2 separate regions of the Homo sapiens genome follow, and region 1 is linked to region 2. Evidence: chromatin contacts called from ENCODE Hi-C or POLR2A ChIA-PET data. All regions are on one chromosome and are shown on one strand. The core of a region is the stretch at or near the end of the contact, and the rest is flanking DNA. Distances in the headings are between cores, read along the strand shown. Region 1 has its middle 29 kb from the start of TNRC6A. Region 2 overlaps TNRC6A (trinucleotide repeat containing adaptor 6A).

Region 1 (2,700 bases), core at 108-2,607, 47 kb before region 2:
GCTTCTGAGAAAATAACAAATACAAAAGCCCAGAGATGGACAAGAGAGCACTGAGCTGAAGGGCCACAGATACCATTTCTTTAACAGTCAACCCTGAGGACTTGAGGGGTAAGAATTATTAATTTCCATTTTACAGATATGGACACCGAAGTTCTAAGAAGCTCAGCAATGTGCCAAGTGCTAGTGTTACACAGGAAATAAGTAGCAGAGACAGGCTTTAAATCTAGCTCTGATGCCAAAGGCTATGTTCCTTCCACCATGCTTGATTCTGCCCCTTCCAGAATCAGGGACCCTTTAGGTTCTGGGTGCCCAAAGTTTTTGACCCACAGTAACTCTAGTATCTGGTAATAGCTGGGATCAAAAGGTGCCCCAGAGGCTGGTCAAGGTGGCTCACACCTGTAATTTTAGCACTTTGGGAAACTGAGACGGGAGGATCACTCAAAGGCCAGGAGGAGTTCAAGACCAGCCTGGGCAACATAGTGAGACCCTGTGTCTGAATTTTTCTTTTTTTTTTTGAGACAGAGTCTCACTCTGTTGCCCAGGCTGGAGTGCAGTGGTGCGATCTTGGCTCACTGCAATCTCTGCTTCCCAAGTTTAAGCAATTCTCCTGCCTCAGCTTCCCAAGTAGCTGGGACTACAGACGCATGCCACCATGCCCGGCTAATTTTTGTATTTTTAGTAGAGACAGGTTTCACCATGTTGGCCAGGCTGGTCTTACGAACTCCTAACCTCAGATGAGCCTCCCCCCTTGACCTCTCAAAGTTTTGGGATTATAGGCATGAGCCACCGTGCCCAGCCTATGTCTGAATATTAAATAAATAAGTAAGTGGTGCTCCAGGGGGTTCCCTCACACTCTTCTCTTTCTCTTGCTGCACCCCTGAACCCTAATGACCTATGGATCTTCGTGGTAGAGGTGCCATATTGGCTGTGCTCAGTAACTAGGCTCAAAGTGCTGACCGCTGTGCCTGTCTGGCTGTCTTAGCCAGTGAGATGCTGTCCTTAGGCAATAGCCTACCTATATGTTTCAGCCGATCCCTGACCCCACACCTCTAGACATTCTCCACTAGCCAGCATGTTGAACATCTTTTCTCTTGCTTCTTTATAGCAAACCACTTGTTCCCTGCCACCCCATGTTCCGCCATGGCTACCACGTGGGCTGACGCCTTCACAGACATGTTTCTCTCGCTCTTTGGAATTGTCTGTCACTGACCCAATGCAATAAGGCTGCCCAATGTGCTCTGGTCATCCCAGGCTGAATTAATCAAAGTATAAGGCCCAGAACCAGGGAGGTGGACTTGGGTCAGCCCTAGCCCGGGAAGAACATTCAGTTCTGGGAGGAAGGGTGCCAAAAGGCAGTTAAGTTCAGAGGCAATTATCCAGAGAGCACGAGGCTCAAAGCCAAAATGTATGAGTAACATTGAAAGAATTGAGGTTGTGTGGACTGAAGCAGAGATGACTCAGGCGGAGACTATTCCCAAATGAGGCTGCAGGGGACTGCAGGGGGAGCTTCAGGAGCTGGGGCTCACTGCCACTAAGAATTCACTCCTCTGCTGGCATCTGGCTCTTCAATGCTCCCAAGCCTCTCTGAGTCTGAGTTCCCTCTCCCACCCACCTTACTAACTTTTTTTTCTTTTTTTTTTTTTTTGAGACGGAGTCTCGCTCTGTCGCCCAGGCTGGAGTGCAATGGCCATGATCTCAGCTCACTGCAACCTCCATCTTCTGGGTTCAAGCAATTCTCCTGCCTCAGCCTCCCGAGTAGCTGGGACTACAGGCGCATGCCACCATGCCTGGCTAATTTTTGTATTTTTAATAGAGATGGGGTTTCACCATGTTGGTCAGGCTAGTCTGAACTCCTGACCTCAGGCGATCTGCCCGTCTCAGCCTCCCAAAGTGCTCGGATTACAGGCGTGAGCCACAGTGCCCAGCCACTTACTAACTTGTCTAACCTCCTGGCTTCCGAAACCCATGGCCCTGCTATCCCTTCTGTCATTTTCACAAATGATTCTGCCTCTTTCCTCAGGAAATTGAGGCCAATAAGAAAAACATTCTCTGCACCATCAACTAATTGGTATCTGAACCCATCCTTTCCTCCTTCCTTCTGGTCTTATGGAAGAGAGACTGGACTCCTTCCAAGGTTAATTCTTCCACATGGACTTTGGAGTCCATCCATCAACTTTGTTCCTATTTCTTCCACATCTCACACTCCTATAAAGAAGCCTAAGTCTTTCCTGTACTGAAAAAAAACAAAAACAAAAAAAACACGCCTCTCAATAACCCCACTGATTGCCTCCTCTTCTATATGCAGGGACCATGTGTCTTCTCTTTCACATTTCACATGTAAACTCTATTTTCTTTTCTTTTCTTTTTTCTTTTTTTTTTTTTTTTTTGAGGCAGTGTCCACATTTCGCGTGTAAACTCTTTTTTCTTTTCTTTTTTCTTTTTTCTTTTTTTTTTTTTGAGGCAGGGTTTCGCTCTGTCACCCAGGCTGGAGTGCAATGGCACAATCTTTCCTCACTGCAGCCTCTGCCTCTGGAGCTCAAGTGATCTTCCCAGCTCAGCCTCCCGAGTAGCTGGGACTTCAGGCACATGCCACCATGCCCAGCTAATTTTTGTATTTTTTGTAGAGATGAGATCTTGCCATGTTGCCTAAGCTTGTCTTGAACTCCTGGGCTAAAACAAGCCACCCACCTCAGCCTCCCA
Region 2 (2,700 bases), core at 191-2,690:
CTTGAACGGTACAAGTAAATCATTTGTAGTGGCTACTGGAAGATACGGGCAAAATTTGAAGCTTAGCTTGATTTGTTGTGTGGAATCCTAATCTTGATCTATTTGTTTTTTCAGATCGAGATATTGCATTTCCCCTAGTCAATGTATGAAACCAACTTTAAAATACAATTTACATACAGTAAAATTCAAACATTGAGTGTGTAGGTGAATGATTTGACAAATGTATACACCCTTGTAATTATCACTCCAATCAAGTTAGAAAACATTTCCATTTTCCTAGAAAGTTCCCTCAGTGGCATTGACTTTTACAGGCCACCTCAAAGCCTTTATACATGAGATGCAGGACATAAGTCAAGTTCTGATAAAAGGGGAGTCTGGTTTTTACAGACAACGAGGTAGATTCATAGAACTTACAGATGTGAGGTATCCTGCAAAGTAGCCTTCAGGGCATGGATGATTGCTAACTGGAGTGTTGTCTTGGTGGCAGGTGCATCAAACAGGGTGGCCCACTTAGGCCTTTCAAATCCATCAGTCCTTGCTCCTCTTGATAGTTGTGGTAAATGATATAGTCAGATGTCTTAAGTGAGTCTCTATGAACATTTAACTCCTGGAAGCTGACGTGTTTGGGCACAGGTGTTGTTGTTGTTTTTCCAGTTGGCTTTCTCTGAAGGAGGAGATATGGGAAAAAGCATGACTGGTTGGCTGTGATGATAGTGTTGAAGAACAAAACTTACTCCCCTCTGTGCTTACAGTATCGGCTGATACTGTGATATTTCCTTGAGAAGAAATGTCTGGTACATCTTTTAAGTACTAAAGGGGATATTTTTGGCCAGGAAAACACTTGCTAGTAACCTCATCAGAAAGTCTTGAAAATGAAGTTTGAGAAAGGAGAAAATACTCCAGATAGAGACCATTACATGGAGTAAAATTATAGTGACATAGAAGATCAGAAAAGGACATGTCTGTAATTCACAGCAGAACATGAAGAACAAATGCTGAAGGTGCTAGATGTTTCTGAATAAGTACCTGTGCTATTTTGACACAAGAAGGGTAAAGACAGCCTTTTGGGTGCCACTGAGGACTGGTGAGTTGGATTCATGGCTAGGCAATTGAGTGCTTACTAGATAAGCTTTGTGCTAAGTAAGCAGTCCTAATTCTTATAAAAATATTAAGACATTGACATGTATGGTCATTTGCCCCCAGTTTTTTCATGAAGAAACAGAGGCTGAAGAAGATTAAGTATTTTTAACTAGTAATCAGCTTTTAATCTTGACTTCTGCATGTCTCAGGGTAGGTAACATGACAGTGGTGTAACCTAGTTGCCGTTGTTTACTGATTTTACTCTGCTGCTCTCATATGCTGTGGCTTTCTTGCTCCTTGACTTCCCTGGGATTGTAGTGTGAGTGAGCTTGTTCAGTCTTACTACCTCCTGCACACAGAATTCAAAAGAGAGTGAGTCATGGCCACAGTTGGCAGGAATCTGTTATGTTACTCCATTAGCCACATGACACTTCTGCTTGTAACAAAATGACAGCGAAGTATAGCAACAGTTATCATACTCTTCTTCCAGTTATCCTTTTAGCTGATTTTAGTAGTCCTATACTTTACTAAGTTTTTATCAATTGTGCATAATGTCATTCATTTCATTTTTCGGTGTCTGCATCTCCTCTCAGTCTGTTCCATCAGCAAAGCCAACTTAAATTTTGTTTAATCTCATTGCAGCGCACCTATAGCAACAACCCCTTCCAGTTTCTTAGGCACTTGTCTTTCTCCTTTTATCTTCTTCAACATCCCTACTGCCATATGCATTCCAGCCTTGATAAATAATGTGCAGCTTCCAAAATGTCTAGTTCATATCTCCAAATCTCTCTTTTTCTGCCTGATATTCCTTTTTTTTGAAACAGAGTCTTGCTCTGTCGCCCAGGCTGGAATGCAGTGGTGCCATCTCAGCTCACTGCAAGCTCCACCTCCCAGTTTCACGCCATTCTCCTGCCTCAGCCTCCCGAGTAGCTGGGACTACAGGTGCCCGCCACCACGCCCCTGCCTGATATTCTTAGTGTCCCCTCTGGAAAGCTTCCTCAGGGCAGAGTTAGGTATTTTCATTTTGTGTGATGCTTTTCTTTGGGTAACTGGTTATTTTGGTTGTTGGTATTATGAATGAAGGTTTAGGGTCTAGACTTTAGGGTGATGACTACAGGTAGCCGGAGTGAGTTTCTTCCGCCTTTGCAAAGGTTTTTTTTGCCCAGTAGACTCCTTCCCTGAATGGGAAGGCTGATCTGTGTGAAGGGTGTTGATTGGCAAGCTTTACTTTACAGTGTGATGGAGGGAGTGGCAGCAGCCTCCAGTAAGATGGGCTTTGTTCTGGGACAACCAAACCCATTCAAGCACCTATCAGACTCCTGTGGAAGGTTTTGTTTCTTTAGAGAGTATTTCTTTGGCTTGAGGCTGCATTTAGAAGCAGCTACTATCTGTGGCTGTGTAGGCATCTGGATGGGAAGTGGGTGGGGTTGAGTAGCTATGGCTTTTCTATTCCTTAGGCAGTCTTTTTGCTTCATGCTCTCTTGCTCTGGTCTTCTGGAACCCTCTCTAGAGCTCCACCAGAAAGGATGGTGCCTAAAACATCTATTTCAGACTGCTCTTATGTTTATTCTTGGGTGGGGTGGCTTTTGCTTTTGCTTATTCATTTGCTTTGAATAGAAT

What was found. A loop is a pair of places that touch in the nucleus more often than their neighbours do. ChIA-PET counts read pairs that join two places held with the same protein, here RNA polymerase II (POLR2A). Pooled maps may share reads with other maps.
Region 1: a map of MCF 10A shows a loop between it and region 2 (9-fold over the local background). The contact joins two enhancer-like sites. A Hi-C loop is called at or near these places in 4 of 168 maps with a recorded cell type or tissue (MCF 10A, aorta, endothelial cell of umbilical vein and 1 more) and 13 of 50 pooled maps. POLR2A ChIA-PET finds 5 or more read pairs at or near these places in 13 of 52 experiments (A673, AG04450, H1 and 10 more).

What each region holds. Positions count from the first base shown.
Region 1 is chr16:24,699,739-24,702,438 of GRCh38, forward strand. It overlaps a transcript of TNRC6A not described here. Among named protein-coding and RNA genes, the nearest start is that of TNRC6A, 29 kb to the right of the region's middle. Within about 2 kb of position 1,358, at least 19 of the 41 ENCODE cell types and tissues checked have a DNase peak (open chromatin) inside an H3K27ac peak, as active enhancers do; they include PC-9 and endothelial cell of umbilical vein, where a contact is called at or near this core.
Region 2 is chr16:24,746,996-24,749,695 of GRCh38, forward strand. All of the region lies in intron 2 of TNRC6A (trinucleotide repeat containing adaptor 6A), which reads left to right. Among named protein-coding and RNA genes, the nearest start is that of TNRC6A, 19 kb to the left of the region's middle. Within about 2 kb of position 1,441, at least 11 of the 41 ENCODE cell types and tissues checked have a DNase peak (open chromatin) inside an H3K27ac peak, as active enhancers do; they include PC-9 and endothelial cell of umbilical vein, where a contact is called at or near this core.